Regions from separate parts of the Homo sapiens genome. Here region 1 is linked to region 2. A link is an interaction called in ENCODE POLR2A ChIA-PET data of the cell type or tissue named here. Cell type or tissue: Panc1. All regions are shown on one strand. Links, peaks and the distances in the headings refer to the core of each region. The heading gives the core; the rest is flanking DNA. Region 1 holds the start of PAPLN (papilin, proteoglycan like sulfated glycoprotein). Region 2 overlaps NUMB (NUMB endocytic adaptor protein).

The links. ChIA-PET counts read pairs that join two places held together with the same protein. Peaks named below come from ENCODE experiments on the same cell type or tissue, not always from the same donor. Only the 100,000 strongest peaks of a DNase experiment are listed, where the experiment ranks them.
Region 1: POLR2A ChIA-PET joins it to region 2 with 5 read pairs; 3 of 35 experiments call an interaction of 5 or more read pairs at or near these places.

Annotation. Positions count from the first base shown.
Region 1 is chr14:73,236,009-73,241,377 of GRCh38, forward strand. PAPLN (papilin, proteoglycan like sulfated glycoprotein) reads left to right here and starts at 1,498. Exons shown (of 27, transcript NM_001365906.3): 1 at 1,498-1,584; 2 at 3,765-3,824. The coding sequence starts at 3,771. RefSeq lists enhancers at 1-343, 344-915, 1,489-2,059 and a silencer at 133-427. In Panc1, for the core only: no CTCF peak of the experiment used is centred there; no DNase peak of the experiment used is centred there; H3K4me3 peaks cover 2,245 bases; H3K27ac peaks cover 1,060 bases; H3K27me3 peaks cover 196 bases.
Region 2 is chr14:73,347,994-73,353,362 of GRCh38, forward strand. All of the region lies in intron 4 of NUMB (NUMB endocytic adaptor protein), which reads right to left. Among named protein-coding and RNA genes, the nearest start is that of PAPLN-AS1, 100 kb to the left of the region's middle. In Panc1, for the core only: no CTCF peak of the experiment used is centred there; no DNase peak of the experiment used is centred there.

The sequences.
Region 1 (5,369 bases), core at 269-5,268, 110 kb before region 2:
GAAGTGGCAGGGCCAGCAAGGGGCTAAAGGCAGAACAGCGTGGGGGAAGGGGACCAGCCTTTGCCACCACCCCACCCCCAACCTCTCCCCAACTTCTTCCCCCCAACCTCCCTCGTGTCCAGGACCAGTTTCTAAAGATGAGTGAATTCCAGTTTCAAAAAAAGAATGGTAGGCAAAGAGTGTCTTGGTTGTGAAAAAGGACAACCAGGAAAACAAATGAAGTTGATCACATGCGTTGAGCCCCTGCCTTGATGCTAATTAGTGCCCTGGCACAGGTGGTGGGGCTGCATTGCAGGCCCTGCCCCCCGGGACTCACAGCTGAGCAAATCACAGCAACAGGGACAGAAACCGAGGGAGCAGGACATGCACCCCATCGGCCTGGGGTGGTGTGGAGACGGCTTCAAAAGCAGGTGACATGCTGGGCACGGTGGCACTTTGGCAGGCCACGGTGGGAAGATTGCTTGAGCTCAGGAGTTCGAGACCAGGTTGGGCGAGACCTTGTTTCTATTTAAAAAAAGAAGAAGAAGGCTGGGCGCAGTGGCTCACGTCTGTAATCCCAGCACTTTGGGAGTCCGAGGTGGGTGGATCACCTGAAGTCAGGAGTTGGAGACCAGTCTGGCCAACAAGGTGAAAACCTGTCTCTACTAAAAATACAAAAATTAGCCAGGCATCATACAGACGCCTGTAATCCCAGCTACTAGGGAGGCTGAGGCTGGAGAATCGCTTGAACCCAGGAGGCGGAGGTTGCAGTGAGCCAAGATCTAGCCATTGCTCTCTACCCTGGGCAACAAGAGTGAAACTCCGTCTAAAAAAAAAAAAAAGAAAAGGAGGGAGGAAAGTAGAAAGAAAGAAAAGAAAGAGGAAGAAAGGGAGGGAGGAAAGTAGAAAGAAAGAAAAGAGGAAGGGAGGGAGGGAAAGAAAGAAGAAAGTGAGGGAGGAAAGTAGAAAGAAAGAAAAGAGGAAGGGAGGGAGGGAAAGAAAGAAGAAAGGAAGGAAAGTGACATTTGACCAAGGTTTTGAGGGCTGACTACGGGTTTGAGAGGTAGAGGGGATTGGGAGAGCGCATTCTGAGTGAGAAAACGTGCTGGGAGATGGGTAACAGCAGCGTGTGCGGAGAAACTCAGTTGCGGCTGAAGAATAGGATCCAGGGGTGGAGAAGGTGGTGGCTGGACACAGGTGTGTTGTGTGTAGGATAGGCATGAAGAGGAGCGGATAGGGCAAAGCTAGAAGGCTTGGGCAAGGGGAAATGGGATTGGAGAGGTGACTGGCGCTGACCCAAGAGAGGACAGACGGGGTGACCAGAGTGGAGGATGAGCCAAGCCTTGGCACAGACCCAAGCGGGTGGAGGCCCCGGGCAACACCGGTCACCACGAGGGCCTCTACGAAGGGCTCTGTCCTCCCACGGGGATTGGAGGTGGGTAAGTGAGACAGGGCGGGGTGGAGGGTGAGGCCAGGCAGCGGCGGAGAGAGAAAGTCCCACCCCTGCGGGCGTTCCTTGCGGCCCGGCCGACCTCGCGGGCTTGGGCCTGGGCGGGCACCGACGGAGCGGCCCTGGCTGCAGCCTCCCGGCGCCAGCGAAGACAGGTAGGGAGGCGGAGGGACTGGAAGCCCCCGGGCGCCCAGCGGCGGGGACCCCGCACCCCGGGGCTTCTGCAGGAATTTGCTCGCCTGGCTCACGGCGACGGGGGTGTCGGAGAAAGTGGGGGCCGCAGAGAAGACCCCGCCCCGGCTCGCTCTCCGGAGGTGGGCGCAGGGTCATCGCTCGGCACCGCGCGCCCCCCGGCCTGGAGGAAAGGAAATGCAGAGAGCCGGGGAGCTGGTGCGGGACGGCCCCGGCGCGCACCCTCCGCCCGCTCGGACCTTCCCTTCAGGCGAATGCCGCTCCCGGCGCGTGGTACAAGCGAGGCCCTGGAGACCGTGCGCCCCTCCCGGGAGGTGCCACTGGGCCGCGGGCCTGGAGCGTCCGGGAGCCCCAGCGGCTGCCGGCACCTGCGCGGCCACCCCGGGCCTCCCGTGGGAACCGCGCCTCTCCGCCTCGGGGGTGCGCGGCGCGTTCCTGGGGTGGGGACGCGGGGTGCCTGGTCAGGGCTGGACCGATGCAGAGGGGGGCCGTGGGCGGGGGCCACGGGGACGGGCGTCTGCGGACTGCGGCGGTCCCGGAGTCGGCTGGGGACCCTGTAGGGGGAGGCTTGGTCGGCGGCCACCCGCCTTCCCGCCCTCTGGCGCCTAGGGTCGCCGCCTTCGGCCCTAGCTCAAGGCAGACGCGTTCCCCGGGAACAACACGTTGAGGGCGCCCACCCTGCGTGCCCGGGGCCACCCGGTCCCTGCCCTCGGGCGGCAGGAGAGGTCGAGCTTCCACGGCCCTCGGAGTAGCCCCGTGACCAGACCCGGACTGGCCTTGGAGTTGAAGGGGTTGTTTGCCACCAAATGAACCGAAAAAACTGAACTTTTCAGACTTCGGAATGGCAGATATGGGCTTGGAGTTCAGTGAAATTGCAGCGGAGGCGGTGGTGTTCTGAGTAATTACAAGTAAAATTCTTCTTTCACCCGTCTTTTCCTCAGCCTCGCCCGCCCTAGCAGGCCTAGCCTGGCCCTAGCAGGGGGCTCCTGCTCTGGGAGCTGCCCCCAGCAGAGCAGAGGCAGGGCTCTGGCAGCAACCCCCTTCCCTCACCCTCCAACCCCAGGAATCTCGAACTTGACCACGAAAATAATGACTCAATGACTCACTGTGCCAAATTAACGAGTGTGTACATTGTTCAGTATGCCAGGTTACATTTCTGCTGAGCTTGGCTTCTGTATGCTGTCTTTTATCCTTGTAAGCAGAAGTCATTTTATATCTTTAAAAAATTAGAACATTGGTAGAATTACAGATTTTAAAGTTCAAACCTGCACGCTAGTACTTGTTTAATGTTTTGTACTGAAGGGCGCACATTGTTTATGTCATTCTGCGATACAGCGACATGTATGTACACATACACACTGCACAGCGTGTATACCGACTGGACACCTGCACCAAATAGTACACACCAGACTGCACATGGACCCGCCCCGCACACTGCACATGCACTTTGCATGCATGCACACATCAAACCACAGACACTCCACACACACTGCACTGCACACTGCCCTGAGCACACTACACTGTACTGCACACTGCACTGCACTTTCAGGGCTCACACGCTGCACCACGCACACTGCACGGCGCACACTGCACTGCATACACACGTTGGTTATGGAGGCTGCTTATGGAGCTTCCCTGTGCAGAGAAATGCTGGCTTGGGTTTTAAATGGGCTACAATTAACACTTTTAGAGCATTTGGGTTTTCAAAGTGTCTTCAGAGACTTGATTTTTTTAAAGCCTATATTAGGAGTTTTTAAACATCTGATGTAATAGCTTTTTTAAAAGGAATCTTGCTGAATTAAAAGTGAGTCTAATTACTCGGATTCTGAACTTGTTTTTCAACCACATAGAAGTATTTTTAATTGCTCTCTCTTTTTTTCCCCTCTGGAACTCTGAAACAAGTTGTTCTTGAACTTCTGCCAGTTGCGGATGGGCCATTCCTTTCTTGCTCACATGTTGAGCCGCCCGGCGGGGCGCCCTCACGCTGTGTTCTCTGCGGTGCACCGAGGCGCACCCGGCTGTCCTGTTGCGGGTCTCCTGGTCACCTGTGGGCCATAGGGAGAGACGCGCCCACACACTCTCGCCCGCGCCCAGGACAGCTGCGGGAGCCCCGGGCCGCTCTAACCCAATGCGTCTCCCGCAGGCTGAGATGCGGCTGCTCCTGCTCGTGCCGCTGCTGCTGGCTCCAGCGCCCGGGTCCTCGGTGAGTGCGGTCCTGCCCCGGCCCCCGGAGGAACCTGCAGGGGAGTCGGGGGCGGGGACGCGCGGGCCCGCAGGCAACGTCCCCAGGAAAGGGGCGATGTCAGGGAAGCTGGGCTGGGAGGAGGCGAGCCCGCACCGCTGAGCTCCCTCAGAAAGGGCTGGGCCCTTGAAGCCAGCTGGCCAGGGTTCCCAGAACTGCCCGCCCGGCTGCAGGGCGCAGTGTGTAGGAATGGCACCTTCCCAGGGCTTCCCTCCTTCAGAAGGTGGTGGGAGCACTCCATGAAGTCCCCGCCAATCCTGGCGGGTGCAGCCAAGGTGCAGGGCTGGGTGGTCCATCCCACCAGACACCTGTCTTCTGCCTGGAGCCAAACACGGCTTCCCTAAGCTGGGGTGTTTTGGCCTAGAGGTTTGGGGTGCCAGTCGTTTCCATTCCCCTTGGGGTAGCACCTAGGGCAGGGCTGTCCTATGGAACCTTCTGAGATGGCAGAAATGTCCTGTTTCTCTGCTATCCAATAGGTAGCCCCTAGGTCCATTGAGCACTTGAAATGTGGGTGAGGTGAGTTTTAATTTTACTTGACTTTAATTAATTTAAATTTATTTTTAAAATTTTTAAGTATTTATTTATTTTTGAGACAGAGTCTCACTCTGTCACCCAGGCCGGAGTGTACTGGCATGATTTCGGCTCACTGTAACCTCCACCTCCTGGGTTCAAGTGATTCTTCTGCCTCAGCCTCCCAGGTAGCTGGGACTCCAGGTGTGTGCCACCACGCCTGGCCATAATTAATTTAAACAGCCGCATGCGGCTAGTGGCTACTGTATTGGACTGCGAATTAAGACAGTGGACCCAGGAAGCTGGCTGGTGGTCAGAGCTGCTGTTTCATTAACAGGGGCCCAAAGGCCAGGGCTCTCTGGAGAAGGTCCCTGGGTCTTGAGGATGTACAAGGAATCTTCTAGACCACAGGCCCCACCTTTGGGGAGGAGGGGGTCTGCAGAGCTGGGTGTTGCCCTGGCTCAGTGCCTGGCAGAATAGAAGCCACAGAGGCAGCTGGGCCCTGTCCTGCCCCAGGAGAAATCTCCCAGGGTGACCCACAGCCCTGCCCACCCCTCTGTGAGGCAGGCAGGAAGTGAAAGAGGAAGGATCCCTGCGAAAGGACCCAAACTGTTTTCTGCCATGGGGAGGTCGGGGGGGGGATGCCACGTCTGGCATCTGTGGGCGGAGGCTGAGCAGGACTCCTCTGCAGGGGTGTGTGGGGCAGGCAGGATGGATGGCAGTGGGCACTTCTCCCACTAGAAGTGGATCCCATAGATGACACTTCAAGAGCCCTGTGAACCCAACATGGGCCACAGCTGGAGCGGTGGGTGGGCTAGAGGCAGCCTTTTTCATGTCCTCTCGACCACCTGCCAGCTACCCACGGTCCCCTCTGCCACCCCATGAATCTTGCTTCCTAAATGCCACTCTCAGGTCCTTCACCACGTGCTGGTGGCCCAGCTGCATGAAGGCCAAAGCCCAGGTGGAGGGGGCACGAGGACAGCGTCCAGGCCCCAG
Region 2 (5,369 bases), core at 162-5,161:
ATGTCCCATAGCAACTTCAAAAGGAACTCATTTTCTCTACTCCCAAATTTGTTATTCCTTAGTGAGTGCCCCCAACACCCTACCAGTTGCCACCATGGAAAACCTTGTATTCCAAGCTCACTGGTCTCTAAGGCAAGGCAGAATGAGGCATCTTTTGCCCTGCTATATCTGACTGAGGAAATGCATCTACCTCGAGAATATGGAAAATACATTCCAAATTCTGATTCTCCTATTGTACTCTGGGAGTCAGTTGTATATAAGTGTATGAGTTGGGGAGGGAAGGAGTGACACAACATAGCAGAGACACTGAATGTCCTACAGAAAGGATTTCAAAAAGCCATTTGGAAAGGACAAAACAAAACGCACTCTAAATAAGCTGCCCTCCCTGCACAGTCTCTAAAGCAGAGGTCCCCAACACCAGGGGCCATAGCCCAATACTGGTCGGTGGCCTTTTAGGAAATGGGCCACACAGCAGGAGGTGAGCGGAGGGCGAGCAAGCATTACTGCCTGAGCTCCACCTCCTATCTCATCAGTGGCAGTGTTAGATTCTCATAGGAGCGCGAACTCTATTGTGAACTACCCACGTGAGGGATTTAGGTTGTGCGCTCCTTATGAGAATCTAAGGCCTGAAGTGGAACAGTTTCCTCTCAAAACCACCTGCCCCAGCCCCCTAACCCCAGGCCATGAAAAAATTATCTTCCACGAAACCAGTCTCTGGTGCCAAAAAGGCTGGGGACCACTGCTCTAAAGCATATCCCATCTAGCTGATTTTATGACAAGTGAGAATTACACTGAAAGATATCAAAACTTATTCATCTCACACAACATACTTAAAAGCTATAGATTTCACAGCTGATTAGAAGAAGTGCTTCAATTAACTTTACTTCAATTATTTCAACACTGTATACAAACCTCTCAGAATCTGTGAATGAAGTGTTAAAAAAATTATAAATAGGATATATGCTCACAAGAAATGTCACTAGTTCCAAAGGACACAGACTAAAAAGTAAAATATCTTCAATCCTCCATATTCATTCTGCAGTTATTTGTGTCTTAATATTTCTTAAACACAATAATCATATATATTTTTCTTTTAACTGAACAAAATCATACTATATACATAGTTCTGCAGCTTGCCCTTATCACTTAATAATAAATACACTGGAACCAGGCACTCTGGCTCATGCCTGTAATCTCAGCACTTTGGGAGGCCAAGATGGGCAGATCACCTGAGGTCAGGCTGAGGTCAGGAGTTCAAGGCCAGGCTGGCCAACATGGAGAAACACCAACTCTACTAAAAATACAAAAATTAGGCCGGGCACAGTGGCTCATACCTGTAATCCTAGCACTTTGGGAGGCCAAGGTGGGCGGATCATCTGAGGTCAGGAGTTCATGACCAGCCTGGCCAACATGGTGAAACCCCATCTCTACTAAAAATACAAAACTAGCTGGGCATAGTGGCAGGCGCCTGTAATCCCAGCTACTTAGGAGAATCTCTTGAACCTGGGACGCAGAGGCTGCAGTGAGCCGAGATCGTGCCATTGCACTCCATCCTGGGCAACAAGAGTGAAACTCCATCTCAAGAAAAAAAAAAAAAAAAGGGTGGCCAGGCGCGGTGGCTCACACCTGTAATCCCAGCACTTTGGGAGGCCGAGACGGGTGGATCACGAGGCCAGGAGATCAAGACCATCCTGGCTAACACGGTGAAACCCCGTCTCTACTATAAATACAAAAAATTAGCCAGGCGTGGTGGCAGGTGCCTGTAGTCCCAGCTACTTGGGAGGCTGAGGCAGGAGAATCGCGTGAACCCGGGAGGCAGAGCTTGCAGTGAGCCAAGATCGCGCCACTGCACTCCAGCCTGGGGGACAGAGCAAGACTCCGTCTCAAGAAAAAAAACAAAAAACAAAAAAAACTAGCTGGGCATGGTGGCAGGTGCCTGTAATCCCAGCTACTTGAGAGGTTGAGGCACAAGAATCACTTGAACCCAGAAGCAGTGAGGCGTGGTTGCACCACTGCACTCCAGCCTGGGCGAGAGTGAGGCTCTGTCTCACATACATACATACATATATACATACATACATACATACACACACACACACACACACACACACACACTGAAGTCAGTGTTTCCTATGTCAATGATCATCATCTCTGCTCAGGGCAATATGAAACTAGGTGTCTTTTTTTTTTTTTTTTTTGAGATGGAGTCTCGGTCTATCACCCAGGCTGGGGTGCAGTGGCGTGATCTCAGCTCACTGCAACCTCTGCCTCCCGGGTTCAAGCAATTCTCCTGCCTCAGCCTCCCGAGTAGCTGGGGTTACAGGCATGTACACCATGCCTGGCTAGTTTTTGTATTTTTATTAGAGATGGGGTTTCACCATGTTGCCCAGGCTGGTCTCGAACTCCTTACCTCAAATGATCCACCTGCCTCAGCCTCCCAAAGTGCTGGGATTACAGGCATGAGCCACTGTGCCCAGCCTGTGTCATTTTTAATACTACTCTTTTTCATTCCTTAGATTCAGTTCATCTCCAATTTCTATTACCTTTACCTACTTTTTTTTCTTTTTTTTTTGAGACAGGGTCTCGCTCTGTTCCCTAGGCTGGAGTGCAGTGGTGCAATCATGGCTCACTGGGCTCAAGTGACCTTCCCACCTCAGCCTCCTGTGTAGCTCAGATGACAGGTGTGTACTACCACATCTAGCTTTTTTTTTTTTTTGTAGAGATGGGGTCTCACCATGTTGCCCAGGCTGGTCTCGAACTCTTGGGCTCAAGTAACCCTCCCACCTTGGCCTCCCAAAGTGTTGAGATTACAGGTGTGAGCCACCATGCACAGCCTAACTTTACCTCTTAATTATCGATCAATTTATTTCATTTCTCTTCATCTTCACAGTCACCACCCTAGTCTAACCTACCATTATCTATCCTTTGAATTACTGTGATAATATTTTGCTAGGCTCCTTGTATCTAGCATGGGCTACTTCCAAACTACACTGCAGCCAAAGTCATTTTTTCAAAGTGCTTTTCTGGGTTGGAGTTGGCTGAGGATTGAAAAATTACCAGTTGAATACAATGTCCACTATTTGGGTGACAGGTACACTAAAAGCCCAGACTTCACCACTATGTGATACATGCGTGTAAGGAATCTGCACTTATACCTCCTAAATCTATAAATACATACATTTTTAAAATAAATAAGATGGCCGGGCACGGTGGCTCATGCCTGCAATCCCAGGACTTTGGGAGACTGAGGCGGGCGGATCACAAGGTCAAGAGATCGAGACAATCCTGGCCAACATGGTGAAACCCTGTCTCTACTAAAAATACAAAAATTAGCTGGGCATGGGGGCACGTGCCTATAGTCCTAGCTACTCGGGAGGCTAAGGCAGGAGCATCATTTGAACCCTAGAGGCGGAGGTTGCAGTGAGCGGGGGTTGCAGTGAGCTGAGATCGCGCCACTGCACTCCAGCCTGGCAACAGAGCAAGACTCTGTCTCATAAATAAATAAATTAATTAATTAAATTAAATAAGTAAGATACTTAACACAAAAAATGCTTTTCTAATACCACATTCTTGCTTAAAAAAAACTATTTACAGAGTTTGGGAAGATGAAAAAGTTCTGGAGATGACTGGTGGTGATAACTGCACACCAATATGAGTATACTTAATACCGTTGAACTGTACACTTAAAAATGCTTACAAGGGGCCAGGCGCGGTGGCTCACGCCTGTAATCCCAGCACTTTGGGAGGCTGAGATGGGTGGATCACGAGGTCAGGAGATCGAGACCATCCTGGCTAACATGGTGAAACCCCGTCTCTACTAAAAATACAAAAAATTAGCCAGGTGTGGTGGCAGGCGCCTGTAGACCCAGCTACTCGGGAGGCTGAGGCAGGAGAATGGCTTGAACCTGGGAGGTGGAGCTTGCAGTGAGCCGAGATGGCGCCACTGCACTCCAGCCTGGGTGACAGAGCAAGACTCTGTCTCAAAAAATAAAATAAAATAAAAATAAAATAAAATAAAATAAAATGCTTAATAGGATTAATTTTATGTTATATGTACTCTACCTTAATAAATAATGAAAAGAACACACGATTTAATGGCTTCCCACGTACAAAATCCTTAGTATGGATACAAAGCCCTGCCCTGCTTTCCTACAGGGTCATCTCAAACAACTTTCTGCATTACAGTTTTCCTTTACCATTCTTTCCTCTTGTCACCCAGTGCCTACATATACATGCTTTCCATAATTTTCTAATGCTCTATTCACCTTTTCATGTAATTCATTCCCACTCAATCTTCAAATATCAGGTCAAGCTTTACTTTCGCAGAGAAGCCTTACTCTGATCCTATAGTCTAGGATCAAGTTTTTTTCTTACATGTTCTTACAGAACCAGATTTCTTTTCTTAAAAGTATTTACCTTGGGTTGTAATAATATATATATACACACACACACACACACACACACATACACACACACACACACACATATATATATATATATATATATATATATATATATATATATATATATATATATGTTTTTTTTTTTTTTTTTTTTTTGAGACAGAGTCTCTCTCTGTCGCCCAGGCTGGAGTGCAGTGGCACAATCTCGGCTCACTTCAAGCTTCGCCTCCCTGGTTCACGCGATTCTCCTGCCTCAGCCTCCCGAGTAGCTGGGATTACAGGCGCCCGCCACCACGTCCAGCTAATTTTTTTTTTTTTTGTATTTTTAGTAGAGACGGGGTTTCACCGTGTTAGCCAGGATGGTCTCAATCTCCTGACCTCGTGATCTGCCCGCCCTGGCCTCCCAAAGTGCTGGGATTACAGGCATGAGCCACCGTGCCTGCCCTGTAATAGTATATTGTTAATGCAAATATCTAACTAAAGTCTGTTTCCCTCACAAGAAGACTGTAAAATCCACAAGAACAGAAACTATGTCTTTTTTGCTTACCACCTAGCATATACCTGGCATATGACAGATGTTCAAAAAATATTTATTAAATACATAATACAGATCTACCTTACTTTAAAAAAATAAACTGCAAAGAATTCAACTTAATGGATGCCACAGTTTTTCTTGTTTTTTTTTTTTTTTTTTTTTTTTTTTTTGAGACAGAGTCTCACTCTTGTTGCCCGGGCTGGAGTGCAATGGTGTGATCTGGGCTCACTGCCACCTCCACCTCCCAGGTTCAAGCAATTCTCCTGCCTTAGCTTCCTGAGTAGCTGGGATTACAGGCAAGCACTACCATGCCCAGCTAATTTTTTTGTGTTTTTAGTAAAGAAGGGATTTCTCCATGTTGGTCAGGGTGGTCTTGAACTCCCGACCTCAGGTGATCCGCCCGCCTCGGCATCCCAAAGTGCTGGGATTAC